Linked DNA regions of Homo sapiens: all the other regions are linked to region 1. A link is a loop called in an ENCODE intact Hi-C map of the cell type or tissue named here. Cell type or tissue: endothelial cell of umbilical vein. All regions are shown on one strand. Each heading gives the region's core, and the rest is flanking DNA. Links, peaks and the distances in the headings are about the cores only. Region 1 overlaps LOC101930053 (a long non-coding RNA gene). Region 2 overlaps VLDLR-AS1 (VLDLR antisense RNA 1). Region 3 overlaps SMARCA2 (SWI/SNF related BAF chromatin remodeling complex subunit ATPase 2).

The links. Peaks named below come from ENCODE experiments on the same cell type or tissue, not always from the same donor. Only the 100,000 strongest peaks of a DNase experiment are listed, where the experiment ranks them.
Region 2: a loop joins it to region 1, with 2.2 times the contacts of the local background. A loop is called at or near these places in 2 of 110 quality-filtered maps.
Region 3: it touches region 1 in a loop (4-fold over the local background); 4 of 110 quality-filtered maps call a loop at or near these places.

Annotation. Positions count from the first base shown.
Region 1 is chr9:2,464,502-2,475,080 of GRCh38, reverse strand. The region is part of intron 2 of LOC101930053 (a long non-coding RNA gene); the gene reads left to right. Among named protein-coding and RNA genes, the nearest start is that of VLDLR, 150 kb to the left of the region's middle. In endothelial cell of umbilical vein, for the core only: no CTCF peak of the experiment used is centred there; a DNase peak (open chromatin) is centred at 5,130.
Region 2 is chr9:2,566,900-2,577,478 of GRCh38, reverse strand. The region is part of intron 1 of VLDLR-AS1 (VLDLR antisense RNA 1); the gene reads left to right. Among named protein-coding and RNA genes, the nearest start is that of VLDLR, 50 kb to the left of the region's middle. In endothelial cell of umbilical vein, for the core only: no CTCF peak of the experiment used is centred there; no DNase peak of the experiment used is centred there.
Region 3 is chr9:2,119,873-2,130,451 of GRCh38, reverse strand. SMARCA2 (SWI/SNF related BAF chromatin remodeling complex subunit ATPase 2) reads right to left here. Exons shown (of 34, transcript NM_003070.5): 27 at 6,515-6,733. Among named protein-coding and RNA genes, the nearest start is that of SMARCA2, 110 kb to the right of the region's middle. In endothelial cell of umbilical vein, for the core only: no CTCF peak of the experiment used is centred there; a DNase peak (open chromatin) is centred at 4,271; H3K27ac peaks cover 435 bases.

The DNA of each region.
Region 1 (10,579 bases), core at 1,176-9,175:
TTTTACCTCCTCAAAACATGTAATTTATGTGAAACTTCCTTTTGTTGTTCCCACTATTTTTTAGTTATGTCTAGAAATATCATCTGGACAAAATATGTAGGCACTTTATAAATATCATTTGACAATTTTCTGTTTAATTAGCATGTTTTTTCAATTCTAAGGCTCTCTTAGTGCTGCATGTTAGCATTCTGAAATCAGGATTTGTGCACTGTAATTTCAGTGAACATTTCATTGAATGTTTCCTGTCTGTTTCATCTCTCGCTTCCCTACCTCCACCTCCCATCCCCACCCCCAGTACCAAAAGGCTGTTATTGAATCGATGTTGCTTCTTGGCCATTTTAGAATTGAGGGTCTGTGGGAAATGCATGCTTAGAGGATGGATAGCTCTCATTGACTTGGCAAAAATGAAGGAGTGAGAATATTGTCTGGATAAATAAGGCAGAAAAAGAATTCCTTTGATTTCCAAACCAGTATCTCCCCCATCCTCTTTATTTTGAATGTGGCTCTGTGTATGTCTGACAAGTGTGAGTTTGAGACGACTTTTCTGCAATGTCTAAAGGAGCATAAAAAACCATATCAGGTGCCTTAAAATTATCTCTAATATTTTAAAGTTATTTTAGTAAGCTGATGAGGTCGATTAGTTATTGGTGCTAGAGGGAAAAATTTTCCTTTTACCGCGAGATTAGGTTAAAAACCTTAGAATCTTAAAATGTTAAATTAAGGGAGAGTTTTAAATGTTGTCCAGCCCAGGCAAAGTTTGGATAAGGAGTCTTGTCCTCTAGGAACCTTCTTCTAGCTTTGGGTCCAGAGTTCTGTTTGGTAATTCTTCAACCCGATGATTATGAGAAGTTCTTAGACTCCCTACCCGTTACTTTTGAGCTTAAAATACAAGCATTTAATCCAACTTAAATTTTCTGGTTGCTGTAAATGGATTAAGTTGCTTACCCCTCAGCAAAATGTAGGAGAGATTTAGGGGTCAGACAGACTATAGTTGAAACCTCAGCTGTGTCACCTCTTAGCTTTGTGACTGGTCACGTTACTTAATGTCTCTGAGCCTTAGTCACTTATTCAAGTCATTCAAAAAATGATTGGTGCAAATTAAATGTGCCAGCATAAGCCTAGATGCTGAGTATACATTGCTAAACAACACAGACACAGTTCCTGCTCTTAAAGAGCTCTGCTCATGAAAATTCATGAGAATGAGTTGCCAATTACAAAACAGAGGATAAGTTCTGTGATAAAGATAACCTCAGCTTGGAGATGGAGGCACATGGTGCAGGCAGGCCTTTTGGAGAGATTACATCAAAGCTGAGATATGAAGGATGTTAGTAGTAAGGCAGTTAGGAGGAATTAGGAGTGCCTTAACTTCCTCCACTGTAAAATGGGGGCACACCTTCCTTATTGGGTAATAGTCAGAGACAATAAATATAATGCATCAGGAATGTGCCTGACTATTCAGTGTAGGGCCAGAAAACATGTATTGAATATATACTACTATAGGCAATGGGGTTGAAAAATGACTAGGATGCTGACCCCATGCTCGTGGGTCTTGGAGGCCAGAAGTGTAGCTCTGGTTCCCTGTATTGCCTCTGTTGCTCTTGCACACTGTTTGGACTTCCTTTTCACATGTCTGAACCGGGAGGCCACCAGCTTAGTGAGGCCAGGAATGCTTCTCTCTTGCTTACTGATATACCCTTGATGCTCCCAGGTTCCAGGTCCCTGTGGATCTTATCTCCTGCAGCAGATGTGGTGGGTGTCCTGCCACCTCCATTTTCTTTTCCAGATCACACCTGCCCAACTTTCAACTGCCAGTGCCTACATTTATTTGTCTGAAAGTTTCCTCTGAATGTTGAGGCCCATTCAGCTCATGCAAGAGGAAGAGAGGCTGGGAATGTGAGGGAATGAACCCTGCCTCCCAGATGTTTTCAACAGTGTCAGATAACAGGTGATGGATAAGTACACCAGCTCCCTGGCCCTTGGGTGGGACCGCTCCAAGGTGTGTGTTCTACACCGACTCCCAGAATCTCCCCAGTGGTATTTAATTCTAGTCACCCATAGTGGAAACCTGATGAATAATTTACTGTCCATTGACTGTTTTCTCTTTTGTCTCACTTCCCCCACTTCCTTACCAGTGATTCCTGGGATCTCCCCTCCTCCATTTATACTTCAATCCTTGTCTCAGGGTCTGTTGAAAATAAAATGTCCCCTAAGCATCTAAATCCCTGTGCTATTTTTAGGGAATGTCACTGCCTATGAAGAGCCCATCTCCCATGATAGGAACTGAAAATGTCAGATACACTTGCATCTCCAGCTGTCCTTGCAGCCAGGATTAGGCACATGACCCGTACTTTGCCAATCAGGCATACCCACCTCAGTCTCTAAACTGGAAGCTAATGTCGTGAAGAGGTAGGAAAGCCCAGAATTGATTCTGTTGACAGATGGTGGAAGATACAACAATCTGAATGGTAGCTTCCAGAATCCAGTGTTGGTGACATGTGGTGCAACCGAAGACGTGGAGCATGGCAGTAATGGTGGCTTTGCCGGAACAGTTCTACTTTGAGATTTTTGAGCACTGCTCCTTCCTTTGTGGTCTCCCAGCCTGCTTCTTTGATCCTCTTAGAGATTCTTTGAGCTCTCCAATATCTTTATATTTCTTTCCTGCCAAAATGCTAAAGTTTGTTTCTATAGTTTGTAACTAAGAATGCTGTTTGTTTGTGCCCATCAGGATCCAGCCAGGAAAATAGCCTCCTAGGTCTTTCATACAGATTGGATTTAATACAGATACTTGGTTAAAAGGATGGTGGAGAAGCTGGAAAGCCCTACAAGAAGCAGGGAGTAGCCTAGCGATTAGTACCAGCTAGAAGCTGCTATCACCCTTAGGGTTGAGGGACACTGAAGGAAGAGCTTGTTGTTTAACAGGAGATAGACCCACAGTAGGAGCTGAAATAGGCCTGTAAGTAAAAGGCAGTTGACATGTACATGTAATAGAAGCTCAAATACTTTTTGGCTAAATGAAGAAAGAGAATAATCAGGGAGAAGTCTGGGACCAGAACTGTATGTTATACCAATTCTAAAAGGTTAGGGGAATAGGAAAATTCCGTCTAAAAAGAAGCAATCAGAGAAGGAAAACAGGCAAAGGTAGTGTGTCCTGGAAACCGTGGCTCTGAAATAATCAAATCTGCCAGACTCTTAACTGAATTTCTACCAAATAGACCTCTGAATTCTTCACTGAGTCCAAATAGAAGACTCGGAGTGCTTATCCATAAGCTGTGGGCATCATAGCTTCTAATCCAGGCTATTCCCTGGGTAACTTGTGTTATTAAGTGAGGATAACAGTGCTTGCCAATTTTACTTGGGCAAGATGAGAAGCAATGAATAAGGAAGATTTTAGAATATTTGGCAAAAGAGAAATATGTCACAGCAGGAATCTTAACTGATAAACTAGAGATAAGCACATTTATTCTCACAGTTTTAATTTATGGACTATCCTATATGGCTTACATGAATAAAAGGAATGTATTACCTCTGTTAGTGACAGCGCTGCCTTACTGCATAAGAGAAAGCAAAGGTCTGTGTTTGACATTTATGAGAAGAAACATGGTCAAAAGGAAAGAGCATAGTTCTTTTTCTTTCTTTCTTCACTTATTTATACCTCCTTTAGTAATAATTATTAATTTTTAGTATGTATATATATGTATGCTAAAATCGTATACATTCATGACGTATAACATGATGTTTTGAAATATGTGTAAACTGTGGAATGGGTAAATTAAGCTAATTAACATATGCATTGTCTCACCTACCTTTTTGTATGTGGTAATAACATTTAGCATCTACTCTCAGCCATTTTCAAGTATACAATAAATTGTTAATAGCAATAGTCACCATGTTATTCAATAGATTTCTTGAGCGTATTCCTCCTGTCTAACTAAAATTTTATAACCTTTGATCAATATCTCCTCACTCACCCTTCCCTCAGCCCCCAGTGCCTACCATTCTACTCTTTGCTCTTAGGGGTTTCAATTTTTTAGATTCCACACATAGGTGAGATGGTGCCTTGTCTTTCTGTGCCTGGTTTATTTCACTTAATATAATGTCCTCGAGTTTTGTGCATGTTGTTACAAATGACAAAATTTCCTTTTATCTTAAGGCTGAATAGTATTATGTTGTGTATATAGAACATGTTTTCTTTATCAGTTCATCCACTGATGGACACTTAGGTTGGTTCCATTTCTTGGCTACTATGAATAAAGCTGCAATGAACACTGGGATGCAGATATGGGGAAAAGGTATAGATTTAATATTCAAACAGACCTCATTTTTAATCTCAGCTCTGCTTCACATTAGCCTTGTGATTTTAAACATGTTTTACAGTGAGTTTCAGTTTCTTTATGTTTAAAATGGGTATCATAATAATAATTCCTGGCTTAGAATTATGAGAATTTTTATGATTATGTGGACAAAGTTTCTCCCACGATGCCCACACAGGATGGGAATTTCATAAGTATTTGTTCCCTTCCTCAATCTCTCCCCTTCCCCTGCCCCTGCTTTTTTTAAAAAAACAGAAACAAAAACAAAAAAACATTGCTCTAACCTAGGGGAAAAAGTGAGAAAGTAAACTGAAATACTTTTTTAGGACAGAAAAGCTGGCATGGCATGAATTGGTTTTATAGAGAAACACTTAAAGGATTTAACCCCCCCAAAACTCCATGCTCCTGCTCATTACTGAAAGCACCAAAATCCCTGGGAATTATAAATCCAAAGCCATTTGGCTCAGAATTTTACATGTTAAAAAAAAATTCATTTGCATTTATTTTGCTTCTTACAAAATCGTCACTTCCCATAGCTGTCATAAAATATCTACTTGCTTATATTTTGTGTGAGATTTCATGCTTAGGTGGTGTCTTGGTGTTTCTGTGACCCAAGCAAGGAGTTCCTGTGACTGTGTCACACTGCTTCTTCTTGACACAGCTGGAAATATGATCGCCTCAAGGCCTATCACAAAGGACTGGCCCTTTGCTACGGGTCAGCAATAGCAAGGAGTGTTGCCAAGACACAACACAAAATAAGACCTTTAGGTCTCCCTCTGGGTTTCTGGAACAGCTGTCTCTAGCTCAGCTGTTGAAGTTTCAGCTCCTTCATTGAAATCCAAACACATCTGTACCCCAGACAGGAAAATGCCTAATGAGTTGTTTTCCTCCATGCTGGCTCGTCTTGTGGTTTTTGTGCAGCCTTTAAAGACAGTGTGAGTGCTGAGGACCTCAACAGGTCCTGCCCAAGGATGGAGGCGCCACCCGGTGATGGGTCACTAATGTAGAAAAGTGTCATGACACCCGGATGTTCACAACCCTCAGGCTGTTCACAGCTTGCCATGGCTTTGAAACATCATGTGCAGCTCAGACAAATTCAGGCCTCACTTAAGTGTTATCCTTATGCGGGCAACCTGCATGCCTTCTCTTTCATCTTTTTAATGATTATTTGGCAGAATCCTTTTTTATTCATTTAATTTCAGAGCACAACAGGGATATTTATCCCTTTATTTATATGTCAGTTACCTGTAATTAAATGTCAGTTTTTAGTACTGTGACTTGCTGTTTTAGGAAATACTATTTCAAACCAAAATGTACTCTTTCTTTTTTTTTTTTTTTTTTAATGGGTGATTGTAGTGTCAAGCCAAACTTAACTCATGTTCTAGGTAGAAGAGGTAAAAACAAAAAGTTTTCCCTCCTTCACTATTAGATTATCTCTGCAGGTTCCTTTTCCAGACAGGAAAAACCCTTTCAGGGTAATGGAGACCCATGTTATGGGTTCGTGGAATAGAAGGTTCTTCCCTTCCTGGGAATGCTTCCTAGCAGTGCAGACTCCACGGTGGGCACTTCCACCATGACCTACAATCTTGAGGCTTCTCTTAGAACTTCGTGCTTCAGAATCACTGCAGCAGCGCCGGTTCTCCTGTACTCCTTCCTTCCTTGCCTCCTTCTTTCTTTATTTATGCTAACCAAATGCCATAGTTAACCAAGTCCTGTTCCTTGAGGATTAATTCAGATGTGTTTAGCCATTTATTTTAATATCTAATTCCATATTCTAAATAGAATACTACCTCTACGCACTTCTATTATGGTAAATAACGATTTCTCCCTTAAGTCCCGTTTTCCTCCCTTTATCCTTCCAGTTTATTACATCACAATTTTCAGGATTTGCATTATTCCAACAATGGAAATATTTTCTGCTGAGCCAAGGAGCATACTATCATTACAATTCCTTTCTTGTTCAATTATCCTTTTTCCTAGAGCTGATAGTTTACTCATTTAAAAAAATGACTTAGTTTTCTCTGTACGTGTTACTGTCTTTGCTTCCCCTAACATCCAGCAATATTCAAGACACTGTTTTCATCACAGTATCAGTGTCGCATTTAATTTTTTTATGATAACTCTATAAGGTAGGTAACTATAATCTGTATTTCACAGATGGGAAGCATGAAGCACAGAGAAATTAATTGGCTCACATAAGATGGTAAGTGGCAGAGCCAGGACTCGAACCCAGGCAGTCTGACTCCTGCACTCATGTTCCCAAGCACAAGACATACAGTATCTCAATGTATAACTACCTATATTAGCAGCTGTACCACCTAATCCAATTAGTTGAATTTTTTTTTTAATGGAGCTCTTCCTCCATATGTCTCTGGACTCTTGTATCTGTGTTGCTTGTTTTCTAAACCTGTGTACGGTTATCATATTAAGACTTATTTTCATTATTGTCCAGGGAATTTCTTTCATCTTCCTCCTGTGTTGATTCCTTATTTTCTGGATATTGTTTTGTCTTTCTTGCATTAGGTGAAGCTCATCCTTTAGAAGACTTCTTGAGAAAATGTGCATGGGTCAAGATTTCTTAAATCTTAAATGTCAGAAAACATTTGTATTTTTCCTTGCTAGTACTGAGTATTGACTGCCGTTTTATTCTTGATCATGTGTATGTGACCTACTGTTTCCTTTCTTGAAAATTTTACTGTCTTCCTGGTGTACTGAAGTTTTATGACAGAGCTGGGTCTTTTTGCATTTATTGTGCTAGTTGCTGAATAGGACTTTTCAATCTGGGGACTCACGTTCTTCAGGTCCAAAAAATTTTCCCATAATCTTTCTCTTGACATATTTTTTTCTAGATCCTATTGGTAGGATGTTGGGCCTGCTGCACTGGACTTTTAGTTTCTTCTGATTTGCCTTCTACTTTTTCTTAATGTTTTGAGATATTTCCTTACCTTTATTTTCCAAATCTTACACACACATGCACACATAATTTTAGTTATCATATTTAAATTTCTAAGAACGTTTTATTTTTTAAACAATAAGCTTCATTTATTTCTCTTTTTTTCTTACTAGCATCCTAACTTTAAGGATAAATAGCTTATCTTATACCTCTGAGATCATTAAACATAGTTTGATTAAAGTTTTCTTCTTTAGTATATTGTCTCTGTTTCTTTTGAGTTTCCTTTCTTCCTTTCTTCTGATTTGATGTCTCTGTCTTTTCTGCTGGAGGCTTTCTTGAAATGTCAGATAATTCTTGGCTATCTGTTCATATTTTAAAAGTTAGATATTAAAAAATGCCAATAGGAAGTCCTATGCAGTAGGACTTGGCTTGTTGCCTATAGGGCACACTGTGGAATAATTGGTGGAATTGGCTTCTTAATTTTGCAATCCCTATAGATCAGTACCTATAGGTCTTCATTACTAGAAACAAGCTATAGAAAGTAAAAACAAAAAAATTAAACTGCCATGGACAACCTAGTGTTTTTGTGTAAGTCTGTCTGTGGGGTAAAAGTGGATAGCTTTTGGGTGTGTACACCTCCACATTGCCTTCCATGATAAATAATAACTTTCACGTGGAGTTTACAAACCACCAGAATCACTAAGAGGACCTGTTATTTCTATGTGCCTTCATTTTTTGCTCTGTTTTTCTTCGTTGTTGTTGTTGTTGTTTTCTTATCGGACTGCTCTGCTGTTTGACAAAGAATTTTACCACATGCCAAACACAACGTTTTGGGAAAGGTCCTTATATTCCTATGTGGAATATCTCTGCGCCTGGGCATGGGGTGAGCAGGCATTTGGTGACCTCTCTGCTTATGTTGCCTGGTACCCTGAGGCGCTGGCAGAATTACTGTGAGGCCATTCACCTTGTCTCAGCCTGAAATCTACTCTGACAGGTTTATTGGCTCTTAAACATGTATCGAAGCAGAACGTCTAAACTAATATAAGGTTTCACTCATTTGCACTCTCCAGGGAGAGAAAGAGAGATGAAAACTGTGAGGGGTGAAACTCCACAGAAATGTAACTCCACCCCAACCCCATCCTTGCATATTTACCAAGAAATGGAATTTATCATTTCTTTCCTATTTTAGGTCTTTTTTCTGTCAGAGATTTTCTCAGTCCATTGGTATGTGAAAAGTACATTGAGGAAAGGTAATAAGATCATTCAATCAATAACTGCTTTATTCCTTCATAACATATTTGTTTAATAAGGGAAAATATTGAATAAGATATATAAGAAAATTGCAATCTTCTCTAGCTTTTCTAGGAAGTGGGATGGAGAAAATGGTTTGAATTTAAATAAAAGTGAATTTAGAGCAATAAGGAAAACCATGTAATGAAGATCAATACTAACATTATCTATTTTTTATTGATGAGAAAAATATAGCTTGGAGAGGTTGAATGACTAGGCACAGCTTACTCAGATGGTAAGTGGTGAAGTCACAGCTCAGTCTCAGGTTTCAGTTCCAAAGGTCATGTATTTCTATTGCACCAGTCAGTAGTCTACAAACCTGACTGACATAGCTTTCTAGCTCCACCTCCTTAGCATACTGAAATTCTTCTATGTGCTGAGGCACACAGAACTGCTGGATAAAACAAAACTATTTTGCATACGTAGCTGAAACAGAGACAGACAGGTAAACAGAAAGAAAAGAAAAAAAAAAGAGGAAATGTCCATGTGCCACAGAGAAGGAAGAATCTTATAGTCAATGTGGTAAATGCATGAGCTGATACCAGAACAGTACAGAGGATATTAGACATGGCTATAGGATCTAACAGCTATGGGTTAGGCTTTAACACACATACACAATAAAGGACTTAACCTTGGGCCTGTGAAAGGTGAGGACTTAGAACTGAAGACCTGCTTCCCTCATACAAGGGGACTACAAAACACATTGTTCGTGTACTAGAAAGCAACTGGTAAAATTCTCACTGATTAGATATCTGGATGAGAAAAAGTTCCCCACAATAAATGGAAATTTAAAAACCTGTGCTGGCTGGGCATGGTGGCTCATGCCTGTAATCCCAGAGCTTTGAGAGGCCAGGATGGGGGAATCACTTGAGGCCAGGAATTCCAGACCAGCCTGGGCAGCATAGCAAGACCCAATCTTTACAAAATCTCAGAGCTCTGAAATGCCAAAGTGGGAGTATAGCTTGAGGCAAGGAATTCAAGACCAGCCTGGGCAACACAACAAGACCCCGTCCTTACAAAATATAAAAATAAAAAAATTAACTGGTCTTGGTGGTGCACCTATAGTCTCAGCTACTTGGAAGGCTGAGGCAGGAGGATTGCTTGAGCCCAGGAGTTCAAGGCTGTAGACTTCTATGACTGAGCCACTGCACTCCAGCCTGGTGTTAGAGCAAGACTCTGTCTCTGAAAACAAATCTGTGCTGTGCATGGGTATTGAATCCAAATTTTACACTATTTGCATAGTACAGGAATCTCAAATGAATATATTAATGTAGATGTCATAATTACTTCAAGCAAGTAAAACTACTGGAGTTTCCAGAAGAATCAAATGTAAAACTTGTCTAAAATGATACTACCACATCTTAAAGTACACAGGGGTGCCACAGGGAAAAAATACTCTAGCTGAAAATAAGTTTACAATGAAAAAGAACAAACCAAAAAAAAAAAAAAAAAAAAAGATCCAAATAAGGGAGAGTCAGCAGACACATGTGAGAGAAATAGCACCCCCAAGAACCTGAGATAATGTAACAACCTAAAACTGTCTAGAAATTAAATATATTTACACTCATTAAAGAGATAAAGAGAGGAATAAAAACTCTCATGAAAAAAATAGGACTAAAAAAGAAAGGAACATCTGAAAAACAACCAAATATAACAATTCAAAATGAAAAATCATGAATAAAGTTAAACATAGTGGCCAACTTTAAAAGCAGATCAGGCATGGTTGAAGAGAGAGTTGGTGATATGAAAGTTGTATCTGAGGAAATTACCCAAACTGCTGCAGAGAAAGATAAAGAGGGCTACAATCCGAAAGGGAAATCAAGAGATATGGAAGATTAAATTAAAAGTTACAACTTAGGTCTAATGGAAATTGCAAAAGCAGAAAATGGTGAAGGGGCAATATTTTCAGCGAAAATGGCTGGGAATTTTCCAGAACTTATAAAAGGCAGAAGCAGATTGAATTTTCCAGAAATTATAAAAAGCAGAAGCAGATTCTCAGATTGAAGAAGCACACTGAGTCCTGTGCATAATATATAAATCTACAGCTAGATGCATCATATGAAGAGCAGAACAGTGAAGATAAGGG
Region 2 (10,579 bases), core at 868-8,867, 100 kb before region 1:
GACTTGATTTATTTTCTCTACACCATCTTCAGCATGAAAGTGATTTGTTTGACAATTAACTCACATTATAAAAGCCAACATTATACACAGACATAGCAGTTACAAAACATAGTGTGTATACTAATGTAACAGAATTACAACTAGTATATTGTTTTCAAACAGTGATTGAAAAGAGCACTGAATTTAGAGGTAGGTATGAGTTAGAAACCTCTCTTTGATCCCTTTTTAAGCTGTTTGATCTTGGGCAAAGAACTCAACTTCTTGAGTTTTGCCTTCATCATCTGTGAATTGGGAAGAATAACACATTCTCTCTTATAGGAGGCTATAGTAATAATTTAGGTGAGAGTGTTTAGTAAACTGTCTCACAAATGTAGCTATTTCTTACACAAACATTTGTTAGCTGCCCTACTGTCTCTAAGCTATTATGCTTGGCCAGATGCTAAAGTTTGCTGGGGAGACAGATAGTAGACACCTAACTGCACTACTAGGAACCTGTGCTTATGAGATAGACAAGGGAGAGTCAAATCATTTTCTTCTTGGATTTTTAAATTTTTCAATTGCCACTCCTAAAGTTCTGGCACCTGGCCCATAGAGTATTTGTATCCATTTTATATATTACCCACATGACACACTTGGCTGTGCTCCAGAGGTGGAAGTTGAAATCAGTAAATGTTCTCCTTATTTGCTTTATAACTAAGCTCCATTTCCTTTCCTCTCTTATATCCTGGAACCCTCAATAATATATACGTGGCGTAAAATGTACATGAAATAACAAGTCACTACTCAAAAAGTACATTTTTTTTCTCCTCAGAGCCTTATTAGCAATTGGCAATCTTAAAATTTCATCTCCTAAGCAGGGTCCTTATCAGATATTCCTTGACCCCCCTATGTTAAGTGTCTTAGCCACTCATTGTTAAGCCAACTGCTAAAATCTTAGAAAAATATTTCAGCCTTCTCCTACCCCATCCCCCACCCCCACAAGCTTCTAGCTTCTTCTACCTACAGCAAATGTTAAAACTGGTCAGAAGTTATATTATTTACTCTGAGAATAATAGTCTTTTGCAGTTGATGCATATCTTGTCACCCAACCACAGTAATTATAGGTTTGATGTGAACTGCACACTAATTATTTTTATTATTCCAGAGGTTTCATAAGCAACAATCCTCCCTTGCTCCCAAATACTCTCACACTCTGAGGAAGGGCTAACATCTAAAAATATCATCTTAAGTATATCCCTGAAGATAAAATAAATGCTAGCATATGCATTTAATGTTTGCTCCTCCTGCCCCCATCTTTCAACCATTCGCACCAAAAATGTTAACAGTCAGAATATAATTATGATTTCTCAAAGGGAACTCTTTTCTGTCTGAATTTGAGAGGGCTTCAAGATTCTTCTCCTAACTCAGATGTGAGGAACAATTGAAGGCTTTTCCCTTTTTCCTTAAGTTAAAAACAAAAAACAGAAATCATGGTCTGCATTGTTCACTTTCCCAAACAGCTTTTAGTTATTAGCAGCCTAGAAAACAAATGTAAATACTGAACTTCCAAATGCCAGAATTTAACTTGGAGTTTGAAAGTAGACAATGAAGACACCTAAACAGTCAAAGTAAACGAAACAGCACCCATGGAGCATATCCAAATGTTTATTTTAAGCAAAATTTAATCAAGCAGTTCACAGGAGATTAGAAGCAGTGAATCAGAAATGGAAATGCAGTCACCCTATGTCTAGTCAGGTCAGGCTGCCATAACAAAATACTGTCAACCGGGTAACTTAAACAATAGAATTTTTTTTCTTATAGCTCTAGAGGTTAGGAGTCCAAGATCAAGGTGCTGGTCAATTTAGGTTTATGGTGAGGGCTCTCTTCTTGTCTTGCAGATGACCCCCTTCTTGCATGGCCTTTGCTAGGTATGTGCACATGGAGAGAGAATAAGAGTGAGCTCTTGCATGTCTCTTCTTATAAGGGCACTATGCCAGCATATAGGCCCCACTCTCATGACCTCATTGGTCCCTAATTACCTCCCCAAAGCCTCACCTTCAAACACATCACATTGGGTTAGGGATTCGACATATGAATTTGGGGGAGATACAATTCAGCCCATAGCACCCTGCAAAGTCAGACATAACAATAGCAATCAAAAGAAAGTTGTTGTTTGCTAGGGAAGGACCAAAGAAAAATTGTTATCTATTTTTTTTAAGTTTTGTGTTTTGTTTTTTAAAGACAGGATCTTCCTCTGTCACCTAAACTGGAGTGCAGAGGTGCGATCATAGCTCACCATAGCCTTGAACTCCTGGACTTAAGCAATCGCCACCCTCCCTTCCCTCAACCCCTTGCCTTGGCTTCCTAAAGTATTGGGATTACATGCATGAGCCACTGCACCCAGCTAATATTTTATTTTTAAGAGTGGCCGTTTAGTGCAGGGACATATCCCTCTATGGAGGTCAGTGGTTCCTGTGAGCATCATAATGACTAATGTTCACAGTAATGATTCTGAGTCTCTAGGAACTATATTCAGTGTCCTTTGTTTAAGAGGGCAAGGAAGAGTGTAATCTATTTTAGGATTATTTTTGTCAATGTACCTAAAGTATTGGTGTGTCTGTGGGTTGTAATCAATCATTTGAAATATCCATTTATGTGGAATGGTTTTCTAAAGCCTGATAAATCTTATGCATTAACAAACACTTAATAAGTATTTTCTAGGGTCAGTCAGTAGGAACAATTGTTTTCTTCTGAATTATGCAAGAGATAACAAAATTTAATGTTGGTATTTCAGTCCTTGAAAATAATCCACTAGGTTCTTCACTGCCTAGCACCAAGGTTGAAAATAGTGATTACAGTGCTTTCTTATGCAAAGGAACAATGCCTTGGGTCATCTGTGCCTGCTCTTCTCTCTAGGGCATAGGGAAGTTCTTTCCCTCTCATAAGTGCACGCTTCATTCCTGCACCTCATTCTAAGCTCTGTGCATGTTCTCTCATTGGAGAAGCCTTCCCTGGTCACCCTATTAATAAAATAACAGACTTCTATCCCCAGGCTGTATTACTCATCGTCTCTCTTTGCCCTGCTCATTTATTGTCTATTCCATCACTTCCTCTACCCCTACCAACATAAGAGTCCCACCAGGGATGTTCACAGTGATGTTCTCCCTAGGTCCCAGAACAGTGCCTGGCACTTAGTATGCACTCGGTAAATATATGTTGACTAATTGATGGCATAATTCCTTATCTTATTTAATCCTTGTGGCACTTCTTTTATGGGTTGGATGCTGGTATTTTGATTTGATGAACTGAGAAAGCAGGCTCAGTAACTTGCTGAGAGAATACAGCTACTATGGAGCTGAGTTTTGAACTTTTGTCCTTATGACTCTGAGTTCAGCATTCATCATATCACACTTTTAACCCCACCTAGTGATGTGGAACTATATGGCAATGCTAGTGAGTGCTGGCAAGTGGCATTCCAGGATTTGGTCATTGATGTTTAATGGGAGGACAGAATCATTAGGTTACAGCAGATTTACAGCTGATAATGAATTTTTTCAAGAAATTAAGTTGTGACCCATCTATGTATCTATTAATCAAGATTCCTCAGTCTCAACAGGGAGGATAATAAATTTAGTTTTTGTTTGTTTTTGAGACAGAGTCTTACTCTATCACCCAGGCTGGAGTGCAGTGGCTCAATCCCAGCTTGCTGCAATCTCCACCTCCTAGGTTCAAGCAATTCTCTTGCCTCAGCCTCCTGAGTAGCTGGGATTACAGGCATGCACCACCACACCCAACTAATTTTTGTATTTTTTTAGTAGAGATGGGGTTTCACCATGTTGGCCAGGCTGGTCTCGAACTCCTGACCTCAAGTGATCCAACTGCCTCAGCCTCCCAAAGTGCTGGGATTACAGGCATGAGCCACCATGCCCAGCCAGTTTACGTTTTCTTTGTTTTAATTTTGTTCTGAATGAACAAATAGAAAACAACTTGCTGATTAGTCACTGTGTTGTAGTAATTATCATTTATTTCCACATCCCCCTTCTAGATAGACAACCATGTCATAACAGGATCTAGAGTATACGTAGTCTGGTCCAGAGACAGAAGATAGGAGGTTAACCAGATCAGAATCATTCATTCAAGGATCAGAGTTATATAACCAGCCACAGGTCAGATATAGAATGTTAGACATTCAATTTTTAAGATTTTCAGCAACAAAGTCTCCTTATCAGTGGCCCATTAAAGGAATACCTTGATAGTATTAAACAAGAAAGGTGCTGAAGATTAACCAAGTTCCCACACTTGCCTCTTACTGCTGCCTCTTTGGCCAGGGCAAAGCCAAGGTCAGATGCAAGGCTGACCCTGACAGGTATGTGACTCTTGAATACACTCTCTTAGCAATGGGGAGTCAAGGGAGCCCCATGAGTGACAGTTAGTGTATGTTTTGGTGAAGTTCATCTCTGAATGGACAATGTTGTCTCACAGATTGATGCTATTAGGGTTTTGTTTATGTGTAGATAATACTCTGCAGACATTTATCTTTTGTTTTAACTTAAATGGCTGCAAACAAGTCTGTTGAAACACCAGGAAATAGGTAATTATATATAAATGTGTTTTAAAAAGTTAAGCATGCAATGGGCCAACGTAAGTCAGCATATATTAACATTGCTTAGGGGGCAAATGTGTTTCTGGAACATAAAACTAGGAACCTAGCATGAGGTTTGTTTTCCTGCACACATCGTTTACCTATATATTTTTAGAACAACCATTCCATGCCAGGTAATGTAGTATATGCTCACAGTATACAGACATAAGACCCAGCCTGTTCTCAAGGAGCTCAGGACATAACAACTTCTCCGTGGGCCACTTCTAGACTCCTGTGTTTCTGTTTCTTTCAGCTTACAAGAATTCTAAAAGAGTGATATGGTTTGGATATTTATTGCTGCCCAAATCTCATGTTGAATTGTAATCCCCAGTGCTGGAGGTGGGGCCTGGTGGGAGGTGTTTGGTCATGGGGTGAATCCCTCATGGCCTGGTGCCATCTTCATGACAGTGAATTCTGGCAAGATCTGATCCTTTAAAAGAGTGTGGCACCTACCACCTCCACTCTCTCTTGCTCCCGCCTGTGATGTGCCTGTACCCCCTTTGCCTTCTGCCATGATTGGAAGCTTCCTGAGGTCTCTCCAGAAGCACATGCTGCTGTACTTCCTGTACGCCTACAGAACTGTGAGCCAATTAAACCCCTTTTTAAATAAATTATCCAGTCTCAGGTATTTCTTTGTAGCAAGGCAAGAACAGCTTAATACAAAGAGGAAATAAAAATTTGAGATACATGAAAAAGAAATCAATTAATTAGTTTAAAGTTAGTTTAATTGTTAATTAGAGGAAAGATACAGAGATTGTATCCTATAGTTTTTCTTCCTTCACACTTAATGGAGGGTTCTAAGTATGCAATCAGAGAAAGATATTAAGATAGAACAGATGTAAAGACTTTCCCTTTCTGACCTTAAAGCTGTGAAAAGATTTATTTACCTATTACATGTATCTTATATGTGTGTGTATATGTGTTTGTGACCCTCCGAAGTGTGTATGTCAAATTCCTAAGCCCTAGTATTTCAGAATGTGACTAAATTTGGAGACAGATCTTTAAAGAGATAATGAAATAAAATGAGATAATTAGAGTGGGCCCTAATCCAATGTGGTTGGTGTCCTTTGAAGAAGATGAGACTAGGATGCAGACAGTTACAGAGGGAAAATCATGTGAGGATAAAAACAGAAGATGGCTATCCGCAAGTCAAAGACAGCAGCCTCAGATGAAACCGACCCTGTCAACATCTTAATCTCAGACTTCTAGCCGTGGCTCTGAGAAAATAAATTTCTGTTGTTTAAGCCACTCAGTGTATGCTACTTTGTTTTGGCAGCCCTAGAAAATGAATACAAACACAGTATCCAAATATAAGGACCTTAGTTCTAAAGATTTTAAGAACCCAGAAACTGCACACATGTATCAGGGCTAGTTTAGAAAGAAATATTCTCAGGTGCTGGATCATACTGGGCTTGTGAAGCTCAATGACAGGATGAAAAACAATCCTGGCTGAATAGCTACGTGGATGTGAAGGGCTCTATGTCCTTAGTAGCTCATTGACTCAGTGAATAGTTTTTAAGCTCCTGCTATGTGCTAGGTATTGAACTAGGCAAGGAAAAACAAGAATTTGTCCTCGAGGCACTAGTTACTGTTGGCGGCAGCTGCAGTGTGAGGTCTTCTGAGTAATGTGAACAGGGCACATAACTGAGCAAGGGGGTTGTTCCAGGTCTGTATTCCCACTATCACTGGGCTACACTTGGTATTTTTTGTTTATTTCTCTTAAAGCCTTCTTTTTTATTATTGACCTTCTCTTTTTTATTTTATTTTTTATCTTTTTCTAAGTGGCTACATACTGGATATCAACACTGGATTTGTAGTAGTTCAGTTAGGCTCCTAGGAAGTCATTCAGAGAACGTGTTGCAGTGAATCAGACTGTGTTAACTCTGACCTAGAGTGTTATCGTCTGTCTGGCTCAATTCCAGAAGAGAGAACCTCCTCCTGTGACCTCTTCCCCTGTATCTCAGGCCATAAATAGGTGCTGGGGCCCTGCCAAGTTGGGTCACTGTGGTTCATGAGGGACTGTCAGTTTCTTACAAACATTACGCAGCTGCAAAATTGCTATGCCACCCAAGGTGACTCATAAAATCTGTCCCTCTTAAAAAGGGAATATGAGAAATGTCACCTCCTGGCTACCACAATAATGCAACTAGGAGTTCTGGTTCTCCGCTGACTACCCACAGGAGTCCTTAGAGGAACCACACAGGAAACCTGGGAAACCTAACACTCTGATTCCAAGGCAAGTATTAGGAAGCAGGGTAGAACTTCTGGGTATTTTAGTCCAGGATTGTGATAAAATATAAACGATGTTTGATATTTACTTGTATTAGTCAGGGTTTTCCAGAGAAACAGAACCAATAGGATATATGTATATATATGTATATATGTATATATGTATATATATATGTATATATGTATATATGTATATATATGTATATATATATGTATATATGTATATATGTATATATATGTATATATGTATATATGTATGTATATATGTATATATGTATATATGTATATATGTATATACATATATACACACATATATACATGCACATCTATACATATGTGTATGCACACATATATACATACACATCTGTACACATGTGTGTGCACACATATATACATACACATCTATACACATGTGTGTGCACACATATATACATACACATCTATACACATGTGTGTGCACACATATATACATACACATCTATACATATGTGTGTGCACACATATGTACATATACGTGTGTGTGTGTGTGTGTGTGTGTGTGTGTGTGTGTGTGTGTGTGGTGGGGCAGAGAGAGGGAAAAAGGGAGAATTATTCTAGTTATTTTAAGGAATTTGCTCACATAATTATGGGGTCTGGTATGTCCAAAATCCGCAGGGCAGGGCGGTAGGAGAGAAACTCAAACAGGATTTCTATGTTGCAGTCTTGAAGCAGAATTCTTTTTTCTGTGGGAAGCCTCAGTTGTTAAAAGGCCCTCAACTGATTAGATAAGACCTACCCACATTATGGGGCGTAATCTGCTTTACCTAAAAAATCTACAGATTACAAATATTAATTACATCTACAAAATACCTTCACATCCCATCTAGACTAGTGTTTAACCAAACAAGAGGGCACCATAGCCTAGCCGAGATGACACATAAAATGAACTGTCACACCACTTAGAACTGAAAGAAGTAATCGGAAGCCTTTGTCATGTTATTGGGGAATAAAGATTTCAAGGAAGTTAACTTGTCACTTCAGATTTCTCTCTCTTTGAATACCTTTAGTCTTGGGGTTTGCAGTCACTGTTTCACAAGGCCAGCAAGTTCATCTTTGGATAACTCTCATAGTTGACAAATCCTTGCTTGAATATGTTTAATCCCAATTCTTCTCCCTGTAACTATAATGCCTTAAATGCAGCTCTACCCCTTGGAACAACATGGAAGCAGGATGAAGACCAATTGATCTTAAATAATGTCCCAACGTATGCTGTATGGAATATTCATTTTGTCTGATTCTTAGTTTAGGAGTGAGGGATAAAGAAGGCTCTGTGGTCAAATAAATTTGGGAAACATTGCTTACATGCTGTTGCTTTGGAAGACACAAACCAACTAAACTAAACTGTAGCCTGGCACTTCTCATATACGTGACCTTGGAAAATTGTCTTTCTTCATCCTGTGCAATAGACATTGAAAATTTCTACAAGTCTCTCTGACACCAGCCTTTAGTTTAGACGTTCCATCCCTCCAGTTGGTCTGCATCATGGTTGTTGTATCAGTAAGCTGTGTTTTGGAACAAACCACCCCAATCTTTAGTAGCTTAAAATAATAGCCATTTATTATTTCTCCCAAGTCTACAGTTCACTGGGTGATACTGCTGTCTGAAATGGGTCTTGACTGATCTCAACTGGGTTTACTTATGCATCTTCAGCCAGCTGGTAAGTAGGCTAGGGGATGGCTGGTCTAGTGTGGCCTTGGCTGGGATGACTCAGCCCTATTTTATGTGTCTCTCATACCCTTTCACCTGGCTAGCCTTGGATAGTCTCATTGCAGTGACAGGGGTTGAAGAGAGAAAATGGAGACATGCAGGCAAGCACTTTTCCAAGTCTCTCCTTGCATCAAGTTTGCTGAAATTCTGTTGGCCAAAACAAGTCACTTGGGGCAAGCTCAGAGTCACAGTGGCATGGCACTACAGTTATAGGGCAAAGGGGGAGGATATGGGGTGACCATTAATTGAGGCCATTGGCTATATTCATCTAATGCAGTTATCAAATGCAAATCTGAGAAATGGTGCTGAAATGGCTACATCAGAATTAACAGAGGAAGCATAGTAAAAATGCAGGTCCTCTGATCTCTACCCTTCAGACATGCACAGGGTAGGATTGGTCACCCACAGTTTTAAAAACTCCTTAGGTAACACTGATGATGAGCCAGGTTTGGAAACACCTGGTTTGGACTCCTCTTTTATTAAACAATGTTAACTAAGCTCATGCAGTTATAAATTCCATAAGGGATATAGAAAGAGGTTTAAGATGAAGATGTTGGTGCTTCTTCCTAATGAGCTTCTAGTCTCAGGCAAATAAGATGGTAAGATAGATAGCAACAGGTCAGCTTTTAATCTCATTGCTGCCATGCCTCTTTCCTGGCTTAAAATCTGTCCTGGCTCATGGGATCCCTGCAATTAGATCATTTACTCAAACTGTGACTAACACATTTTATTCTGGGTGTGTGTGTGCCATGCCCTCTATCAAGAGAAGCAGCTGCAGAAGAGGGACTGAGCCCAAGTTAATCCTAATATAGCCAGACTTAAAAGGGGTGGGGAATAGATGATTACTACCCCAGAGACTGAGGATCCCAAGAAGTCAATGGAGTAACTGTTGTAAGGGTGTTGACTGTGAAAACACATTAATATCAAGCATTATCTGAACCTGAATAAAATCAAATCTCCCAAATATGTATACAACTTTTTCCCACAAATCTATTTATATGTTGTTATGATTAGTAACATATAGGTATTGCTGAATTCATTATATCTAGTTATTTGTATGTGTATATATGTATTTATATATCATTTCAGTCAACAGTTAATGAAGATAGAATAACTAATAGCTTGTGGAAGTTCATATAATTTTTTACATTCACAAGTTGGACACTTACTGGGCTGCTCTGGCTGCCATAACAAAATAACATAGACTGAATGGCTTAAATAACAATTTATTTTCTCACAATCCTGAAGGCTGGAAGTCCAATATGAAAGTTCCAAGAGGGTTGATTTCTGGTCAGGCCCCTCTCCCTGTCTTGTAGATGGCTGCTTTCTTTCTGTGTCTTCACATGACTTTTTCTCTGTGTATTCATGGGCAAAGTGTTAGCTCTGGTGTCCTTTCTTCTTCTTAGAAGGACATCAGTCTTCTTGGATTTGGGACCCAACCCAGTGATCTCATTTAAACTTAATTATCTCAGTAAAGGCCCTGTCTCCACATATAGTCACATGGGAATTAGGTCTTCAAACATGAATTTTGGGGGAACACAATTTAGCCCTTAACAGGAACCATTGTGTTAAACTATTGCTGAGTATAAAATGCCCTCACTCCTTGCTGTTGCCATTTGGGATCTCCTCCAAGATATGATTTGGCCCCAGAACCTTTCCTACTCATTTCTTCAGAGTGATGGCTCTCAAATATTTTTGGACTATAGCCATCCCAGTGGTTCAAACGACCTCTTGACTCTCTACCTTATATGTTCAAACTAGATTATATAAAGCATTGAGGCCCAAAATATGTGGATTTTATGCCTACTTTAAAATAGTAAGCTTATGTATCGATTTTGCATTCTAGAATGCTGCAGTATAAGTTTAATCAAATAATTTGCAGCTAAAAAAAGGCAAGCAAAATTTCTTCACATCAGCAATGAACGTACTGCTATACAGGCATACATTTCATATCTTCTTGATCGATAAAGGCACAGTTGATTA
Region 3 (10,579 bases), core at 849-8,848, 340 kb after region 1:
CCAAAATAGGGTAGTGAATTCCCTTCACCACCTTTACGATCAAGAGCCAAACCTAGCGGACTGGGATTCTCATCTATCGCCTTAACCACTCGGCCACGACAAGGCCGAGGACCGGGATTCTCAGAATGGCACAAGAAGCCACAGCACATGGTGCTATCACTCGGGAACAGGAAGTTGCCACGTAACAGGAAGGCAAGGAGGAGAGCCTTCTTCCATGGAGGAAACAGGAGTCAAGAGGAAGAGAAGTAAGGTCAGGATTGAATATATTACTACCTATTATATAATAAAGAATCTGTCAGGCTGGGCATGGTGGCTCATGCCTGTAATCTCAACACTTTGGGAGACGGAAGCAGGTGGATCACTTGAGCTCAGGAGTTCAAGACCAGCCTGGCAAATGGGGCAAAACCCCGACTCTACAAAACGTACAATAATTAGCCGGGCATGGTGGCATGTACCTGTAGTCCTAGGTACTCAGGAGGCTGAGGTAGGAGGATTGCTTGAGTCTGGGAGGTCAAGGCTGCTGTGAGCCAAGATTACACCACTATACTCCAGCCTAGATAACAGAGTGAGATCCTGCCTCAAAAAAAAGAATTTGTCTGGTCTTTGTCCTGGGTTCCTGACATGGAGTTTCTATGTTTGACATCTCCGTAGTGACAGGAGTAACTTTGTTCTGATAATGAAGTGTCATGTGTGATAGGCCCCTAAACAGCTCCAGTGGGCACTGGTCACCAGAAAGACCAACCACATGACTACAGGGTTGGGGATGTGAGCCAGTCTGACCTCCAGGGAGGGCAGAGAGGCTGGGGAATGAGTTCAAGCATGTGGCCGACAATCTAATCAATCATGCCTATACATTGTGAAACCCCATTGAAAACTCTGGACATCAAGGCCCAGTAGCACTCCCTGGTTAGTGAACACACTGATGAGCTGGAGGACTGATGGACGCTGACTCCACGAGGAGCAGGCAGAGGAGCCCAGGTTTCCTCCCAGACTGCATGCTGTGCTTCCATTCATTTGGCTAGTCCCCTTTTTTCGAGATGGAGTCTCGCTGTGTCGCCCAGGCAGGAGTGCAATGGCACGATCTCGGCTCAATGTAACCTCTGCCTCCCGGGTTCAAGCGATTCCCCTGCCTCAGCCTCCCAAGCAGCTGGGACTACAGGCACGTGCCACCACGCCCGGCTAATTTTTTGTATTTTTAGTAGAGATGGGGTTTCACCGTGTTAGCCAGGATGGTCTCGATCTCCTGACCTCATGTTCCACCCGCCTCGCCCTCCCAAACTGCTGGGATTACAGGCATGAGCCACAGTGCCTGGCCTAGTTCTCTTGATTTGTATACTTCATAATCAATCCGAATCCGTTGCTAATGGCACTTGCCTGAGTTCTGTGAGTTGTTCTAGCAAATTATCAAGCCTAAAGGGTTCACGAGCCCCTGAATTTGTAGTCAGTCAAAAGTGTGGGGGGCCTCGGGACCCCCAAAGTGTGGCTGGTGTCTGAAGTCAGGGCAGTGTTGTTGGGGACTATGCACTTTAACTTATGGAGTCTGTGCTAAGTCTGGCTAGTTTGTGCCAGCACTGAATTGCAGCTGGGTTGAAATGCAATACTCCCCCTTCAGAATCCAAGCCTGGGGTGTTTGGAGGCAGAGACTGAGTGGAAAGGAAGATAATGAGGCACTAAAACTGCTAAAGGTGGATTTATTGGAAAGCTAATGAAGCTTAGGCTTTAGGCCTCTCACTCACAAGCTCCTTCCAAAGCTCTGGGAGGATCCCTCACTATGTGATCCCAAATACAGTTACATACTTTTATACAATTTGCAAACTTAAGACATTTTTGAATTGCTTTCTTTAAAAAGCTCCAGGACCCACCCAACCATCAGATTCTAGAAGCTTCAGGTTTGACAACCCCTGGTGCTGACTTAGCAACTGCTGAGGAAGGGGCCAGTTTCACTGCACCCTGCATCTTCTAGCACAGTGTGGAGAAATCAGTCAAGGAGAGTTTGCAGACTTCCAAACAGAACACAAAAGAGCTAAGAGCACCATGAGGCCAAAGAGGCCAGGGGTCTTATGAGATGTGAGAATGCAGGACAGCTTCTAACTAGTGCCTGTGGCCAGGCTCCAGATTTCAACAGCACATGTCATCAAGGTCTCTAAAAGAATGAGATGAAACCAGCTGCATGTAAAGACCTCCCAGGAAAGGAGCAGACCAGCAGCTATATGCTGAGATCAGTGGAGACCCATGGGGAGCAAGAGAACCAGGATGCTCGCCCCCAATGCCGTGCTTAAACACCACGTCTTTATCCAGATGCCATCTTGGAGAGGAGGATGGGATGGGAGCCCCCGGGGAAGAGAGAAACAGCCCAGAATGTGAATGTTGAACTGACTACCACAAAAAGATGACGTTAACTTGAGACCAGCTAACACTAAGGACATCTAAGTTTCCTCAGTGGAAATAGGAATTTCAAAACAATGTAAAATACCTTTAAAAAAAAAACTGAACTGTGTTTGAAATTGTGATCCTCCTGATTAAAAACAACATTATGAATGCAGAAAAAAATTCTAAATTCCACCAACTAAACAGATTCTCTAAAGGACACTGTAGGAATTTTTAGCATGCCATGATTACAAAATAAAACCTGTCTTCAATGAAACCAAAACACCACTGGCAAAGAAAGTGACCATAACACTTAAATTTAACCTAAGTGTGCTGAGGCAGGGATGGCTAAATATTCACCAAAATTTTGTTTTCCTGGGCTCACAGCCAGACCACATTTCCATCTCCTTTGCAGCTGGAGTGGCCACATAACCAAGTTCTAGCCAATGGAATTATAACCATTTAGGCAGGGCCCATTAGACTTCCATACCCACTACTCCATGTTGTTTTCCCCACTTCCAGCTCAAGTGGATGGAGATGACCAAGCCGGCAGAGGCTCTGTCAGCCTGGAGCCCTGAATGACCCTATGGAGAACAGCTGTCCTCACCAATCAGGTATACCTACCATGGACTTTCAGGGAAGGGAGAAATCAACTTCTGTTTATTTTTCTGGATAGGTCCATGGACAGGGCATGTTGAGGTCCATCTGTGGCAGCAGTGAACATTACCCACATCTATCTATACCCTTATCTGTCAATCCAGTGCTACTTTAATTTGGCAACTGATGGGCACTTAGTATTTGTACACAGAAGTCCTAAATTCTAACAAGATACAGAGCCAGCTTATCAACTAGTCAGGAAAGCAGGCAGGTTGGCAACTACCGAGAATACTAGGAAACTGTGACTGAAGGACAAGCAAAGAAATGTTAAGAGGACAATTAAAAGTGCAATTAATATTTATCTGTGAAGGTGCCACAGAGTGGGTAGCAACTGAATTGGGCCTTGAAGGAGGAGGAAAGTTCAAGAGAAAGAGGAAGGTAGAAAAGTTCAATCCAGACTGAACATGAGTTTGCAAACATTTTATCCATGGGGCTGTGATACTAAAGACAGAAAAAAATATTGTTCTCTTCACCCCAGGGAAAAGAATCAAGGCCTCTGAGGAGAAGCTACAAGGAAAGAAGATTCTATTCAAAGGGAGGAAGAACTATTAATCAGAGCTGACCACGAACTGGAGGGGCTACACAGACAAAAAGGTAGTTTTTCCTTCTAGGGGTGGCCAGCCTCCTGGCACAGAGATTGCAGAGAATGTGATTTAAGCAAGGGATGGGAAGCTGTTCCATTCAACTGCCTTGCAGCTCTGCGATGCTATGCATCTTGGATGTCTCTGCCAAGCAGGCTTTGTACAACATTGCCAGGAAAAAGAAGAATTATTTTAGCCCTGTTACAGCATTTCTTACACGACGGTCCTTGCCAAACTCCCTTTCAAGGCCATGTTGGCTGGGTTCATGCAATGTGTTAAATCATAAGCCAGTAGAGAACATCTCTTCACATCCAGGCCCATGAGAACCCCTTCAATATCATTTCATCATCAAAAAAGCTTAACAGGCTGATATTAAATAGGATTGCTGCTGGTGAACACCAAAGACAGGAAGCATCTACTTTGAATGCTTAGGCCATGGGGCATGTTGCATCCATTGCATGTCCTGATTAATAACAAGTTGCCAGTTTCATACCAAATACGGGCATGCAGTTTTCAAAAGATTAGATTACAAAAAGATACGTTACAATAAAGCTGTTTTGAGAACAGTTTCGTCCTTCTTGGATGACTTAGTATGTTGCATGGCATTTCAGAATTACAATTATAAAAACCAATTTTCACAGTGCAGTTTTGTAAAACAAACTAATTTTCCATTTTTAAATGTGCATGTTGTAGATAAAAGGAAGTTTACTAGATGCGCTAAAAAGAGAAATGCTCTCCTAACACTGCTGATAAGTTAGTCACTTTCCCTTTCCTCTTAAGGCTGTACTTTCATTTTCACAAACATTCACTGAGTCTCTATGCTAGGCACTGTGCTACTCATCAGGGATAGAAACTGAATGAAAAAGAGAAAACAAAACAGATATCTTAAACTGGAAAACTTCCTGAGATTCATAATGTTGTTTTTCTTCAGGGCAATTCCCAATGATTATTTTTAAGAAGTTAAGTTCAGCTACATTCTTGCCCAATAAACAAGGTTATTTTGCTTTTAATGTCTGGAGAGTAAACATATCAAAGCTTAGCTTTAAAAATTTCGCCCAGCCAGGCACGGTGGCTCACGCCTGTAATCCCAGCACTTTGGGAGGCCAAGGCAGGTGGATCACCCGAGCTCAGGAGTTTGAGACCAGCCTGACCAACATGGTGAAACCCCGTCTCTACTAAAAATATAAAAATTAGCCGGGCATGGTGGTATGCGCCTGTAATCCCAGCTACTGGGGAGGCTGAAGCAGGAGAATCCCTTGAACCCGGTAGGCAGAGGTTGCACTGAGCTGAGACCACACCATTGCACTATAGCCTCAGTGACAGAGAGAGACTCTGTCTCAAAAAAAAAAAAAAAAAAGGTTGGCCCAGATTATTATTGTCCCGTCTGCTGTAATAATACTCCAGGTACTCAATTTATTGCTTAAATAAAATTTTCCCAAGCTCAGAAATATATATTAGCCAAAAAACTCTTCATATTACAGAATGAATCCTAATTACATAACTATAATCTCAATAGTGAAACAAAGAAAATTCACAGAATCATATTCTGAGGTCACTGGAATATTTGACTGGATACGACAAACTAATCACACAAATGTTCTATTTTATACACAACGGTTCAACCACAAATAATGAGCAGTGCTTTTCAGAATCACAGGCTCCCATCTTTTCAAAATTCAGGTCACGTCCCTCTCATCATACAACATCCTGAGTAAATCACATCTCAAGCGGTGACAAGACCTGTTTGCCTTTGGTATCTAATCTCAAAATTCTGCCCACTGCCTTTCTACCCATCTACCTACTTAAAACCTGGGTCCTAAAATCCATGTTTCACAAAGCTTGGGAACTGTACTCCCCTTGGATAAAACGAACAACTCCCCAAAGCTTTTGTTTTGCTTGGTTTTTACCCAACTACACTTACTATTTCCAGCATGCATTTACTGGCTGTGTCTGGAATGCACGTCCCAGGTTGCTGTGCCTTTCTAGGTACTAAGTCTACTCCCAAAAATGGGAAGTAGAGCTAACCCTTCGAATGGAACAGTCACCCGGGCCTCAGTGTTCACACACGCGACTCCTAAGAGCATTTTGATATTTCTGTGCTGCCCAAGGAACGTTCTGAGATTTCAGTCCTCAATCAAAATGAGAAATCACCATTTTCCAAAGGAAAAACAACATAAACAAACTCCCGAATAACATTTCCAAGCATCGGTGACCCGAGTCCCAGGCTCTAATCTGTGTTTGTGATGGACAGATCAGATCAAGCGGAAATCGAGCATGTAGACACATAAGCACCCACCGATTCTGTGCTTTCTAACCAGCTGTGTGTCCTGCATAGCCATGTCACCTCTCTGGGCCTCAGTTTCTTCATCAAACCAAGCAAGTACAAAGGTACCTTCCAGCTCTAAAAGTACTATGGGTCTACAAAATAACCACACAGTTAGAAAACTCTGCTATCCCTGAAAGATCTGTGCAGACCTTGCAGAAGTAAAACCTCGATTAAAGACCATGAAATGAGGGGGAACAATTACAAAGATCTCTAAGGTGCCCTTCCACATTTTGATTCTCAGTTGGAGAGAGTGAGGCATGACCAGGCAATTGGTCATAAAACATTAGTGGGTCTCACAGCTCTCATAATCCTGTGCTTCCAATGGCCAATTCTGCTCTAGCAAAAAATCCTGCATATTTTTTTCCAAGCACCGCCTTGAAGTGCAGAACGCCTTTATCTTTTCATGCAACAGCACAATGACTTTATGCAACAGCAGAATGACTTTATCTTCTGTGTTCAAGAGCCCCTTCCCTTTGATTGCGAACTCAACCTCCTCAGAAAATCCCAGCTCTAGGCCCCTGGTTTCTCCAAGCCACCAAAAACCCTCCACCTAGTGAGAGCGGGTTAGAAAAGCTAGGCTTACCCTTAGCCACTGCTTCTCCGTGAGGGCGTCACTGTAGTCCACGTCACGGCGCTGGCGGGACCCCCTCCCAAATATTTTCTCCTCCTCTTCTTCACAGGTGAGCCTTTCTACTTCAGCGTCATCCTTAATGATCCAGGAGGGCAGCTCATCCTCCTCCATTAAACGGGGCTTCCGTTTCGGGTTCCGGGCATCTTCCCTCCGCCGGTCCATGTCCATCCGCTGGAGACATTAATAAGAGGGTCACCGAAAGTCAGGGCTTCTGTATGGTGCAGACTTCCCAGCACTACACAACTTCCCCAAGTCACTTCCTATGGCTGCAGGGTCCCTTTCAACCTCTCTCATCCTGGTTGGCTTGTTCTAGCTCATCCCTAAATATCTAGGGAGAGATTCCATTAAGTAAAATCCCCTCCCTTTTTCTGTACCCACCTTTTGAAACTTATTCATACATTTAAAAAGTACTTTTAAAGAATTTCCTTTTCTTAGTCTGTGTGTATGCAAAGCTCCCTCTTTAAAGTAATAGTGGAAAAATTCAAATTGGGAATGCATTTTAAAAATATGACCTCTTGGCTATACAACTCATTGCTTCCCTGGAAGAAACTTATTCTTTGAGTAAAGAAAAGAAAGATCTTTAAGAAAGTTTCCTTTTATTCAATAGGGCTTGTGCTTTGAACTAAACAATCAGCAATAAAAAAAAAAGGGGGACCCAAGGTATCAGTACAGAATAGCTACCCACAGTTGGACATGTGGAAGAGACATAAATGGTTTCACTGGTCCATTGGCCATGAATATACTAACTTTTCAATACCTCATGGGCACTGTCTGAGGAATGCTCTTCAATTCTTTACATTTTAAGCTTTGTGCTCTTATGAATATATTATACCACAGACAGAGAGAGCTCAGAGGTAATCGCATCCCAACTGATCTAGTTGTAAGTGAAATGGATTCCTTTCAGAGCCTTCAAAATGCCTACTTCCCCACCTTCTCTCTTTTTAATAATCCAGTTCACTTGTAAATAAACTAAGGGCCACACACTTGGCTTTAATCTATAACTAAACAATACGATGGATTTTTAAAAAATAAACTGCCACTATATATCCACAGACATTATGTATAAACACTAGCGAGATGTGTCATTTCCACAATGAAATGGACCATCAATCATTGTTATTTACCTTTTCCTTCTTCCTTTGGTTCTACCATACTGAAATTGGGATTCAATATTATGTTTTCTTAAAAGCTAAAACTGATAAAATGTAAATGAAATATCTACGCAAACCCAAATATGACCTCTAGAACCTATTTTAAAATTAGTGGTCAAAGCTCTTTATACTTCTTCCACATTTTTGGAAGTCATTACATTTCCAGAATCTGGTAGGCTTGGGAGACAGGTGAAGTCCCATTGGTTGATAAATGTGGCCACCTTGCTCTGTCATGTGCTATAATTAGCTCACGATGCTTAATCCTGTCTTCTAATGTTTTGGTATGAGAAATGGATCCACCAAACCTTCATAACTGGCACACAGAGGTTGCCTTCTTTACAGCAGTTCTAAAGAGGGGCTTCGTGAGGCAACCTCCTAATAGTTATTAGAGAGCTAATAAGAAAAAAAAAAATTTTGTTAATGTCCTATACTGAGATGACAAAATACTGCCATTTCAATCTTTGGTTTTACTGCTACTATTATCTACAGCAAAAAAATAGTCTTTGAGGTATGTTTAATCAATACATTTCTATGGACATTATTCTTGCTAATATATTTGTCCACAATTGAGAAAATAAATCTTTTCTGATAGAAAAGTAAATTATGCACTTGTTTCTTTTTTCTTTTAGGAAAGGTAGATTCGATTACATAAGATAAGCTTAAAGTCTTAATAACTGCATCTCTCCCTAGAGATTTCTACCCACAAAATACCAATATAATTAATTCAACATTATGGCAAAAGTCAAACTTACTATTTAGTTACTTTGTGAATAATTGGTCTTGAGATCTGATTATAAACCTTATGCTTACAAGTACAATTAGTTTTAAAAGTGCTTTTTCCCTTTGTAGAGAACATAGCATCTAAAAGCTTAATGTTTGTATGTTAGCAAAATGTCTCAGATACTTATCTTGAGCTGCCAAAGATCTTTTTGGTAAAATTCCTAAGTAATTGGTATAAAAGATACTTTTTCTGAAGTTACATTTTTAGAAAGAGAAAGCAAGACATGCTTTTTTTAAAAGACGTTATTTTAAATAAACTATCTGCTTATCATGTGTAAACCAGTGTCTATGATACAAAATCAAATAATAAGTTTGCATTAATTTTATAGAGAACTCACTCTTTTCTAATAATGGATAAAGAGTTTAAATATTTAAAATCCAAAGATTTATTCTAGCTCACATTCCATTCTTGTTTCTCACCAAACTTTTTAATCTGTAGCTGGCAGAGATTCAAATTTTATTTCCTGCCCCCAAGTGGAGGTGCTAAGGAATAGTGAATTGGCCAAAGGCGGCCGGTGGATTAGAAGAAACTAAACCAAACCTAAAATCTGTCTAATCCTCAAAATAGAAGCCAGCCTTTAAGAAACCAGCAGAAAATTCACAAAATCAAAGTGCCTACAAAAAGTGTTCCCTAGCCAGCCTCACCTGTGTTACAACCCTGTTCTTTGAGTGGTAAAATAGTCCCAAATTAAAAGAAGGCTGTGCCTTCCAAGATATTCAGATTGTTTCTGAGGTTTTCAATTTCTACAAATAGCCCAAAAGTAAGGCAGGAAAGTACACTCACCCCCTTACTTCAGGGCTGCTGAAAGAATTCTCCATTTCTGGGCCTAATCTAATTTGTATAATGGCAAGCAGCTTGTCCTCTCCAGTGTCTTGAGAGTATCTGCGGCTTTAGCAGTGCTGAATTATTGCCTAACAGTGATCAGCTGAGGGTCTCTTGCTTGGGTGTTCCCCAGTAATCTGCCTTTTAATTAGTTCTTCAAGGACAGAGGGGATGTCTATTTCTGATGGGTATCTTTAACCTCCCTAAATAGAGAATATTGTAATCTTTGATTATGCTGACCAGTGTGAGTTAAGAAATCTAGAATTTATGAATGCCCTACATTGACCATGCTGTTAAGTCTTTCTTACTACCATTCCTCTCTGAAATAGCTTTACTTGGGAAGGGTGGTTCATTTCGGGGACGGAGGGAGAAAGGGAAGTGCATATTCCAGTTTAGTAGTTATTCCCACAGCTACCTGAATTTTCCTGAGAAAGAAAATTTTATTGTGGATCATTATATACAATCAATGTTCCCAGAAAAAAGCCACACACACAAAACCCCAAAATAACATAAGCCTCTCCAAACAGGTGGAGTTCCATTCTGTCTAGGCTAAAAAGGTGGAGATTGCAAACCCTGTGGATCATATTTGGCCCACAGTTGTGTTTTGTTTGGCATGCAGTGTTATATAATAACTTAAAAAGTTGGATTTAGTTGCAGTGTTTTAAAATCTAGAGATCACATATAAACACCTAGACTTCAAGCTCCCCTTGAAAATTTGTCATTTCTGGCGACATAGGTCTCACATTTCTACCTTGCAGCTCTGTCCCCCCATAGACAAAGCATCTCCAGTACACCTACCTCTGCCCACTTGCTTCACACATGCAAATTACTCATGTAAGATCTGATGGCACTCAAATTTGGGACCTCTAACTTTAGGGTTCTGCAGCATTCAACCACCAAAGTTGTGGTTTATATTTACTCTCTCTGTAATCAGTCTTTGATGAAGATGAAAATGATTGAAGATACTGGAGGGAAATCCAACTGATTTTGATCCTTAAATGAAGGCTACACCTTTATGCACACCTTGAAGGTTCCCATTCATTTAAGCGGGCTCTCGTCAACAATCTGAAAAGGCACACCTGTGTGTTGTTTTAGCTGTTGTCCACCTATCTCCCTAAGGAGCATGTTGCTTTGATCCTGTAAGGGCACTGTTGTAAGTTCCAATGCCTATAGGAGCCAGGTAGGCTTCCTGAATGACACTGGCCTGGGATTAGAAACGAACTGGGAACAGGAGGGCGTCTATGGTAAGCTGTAGACCGCGAG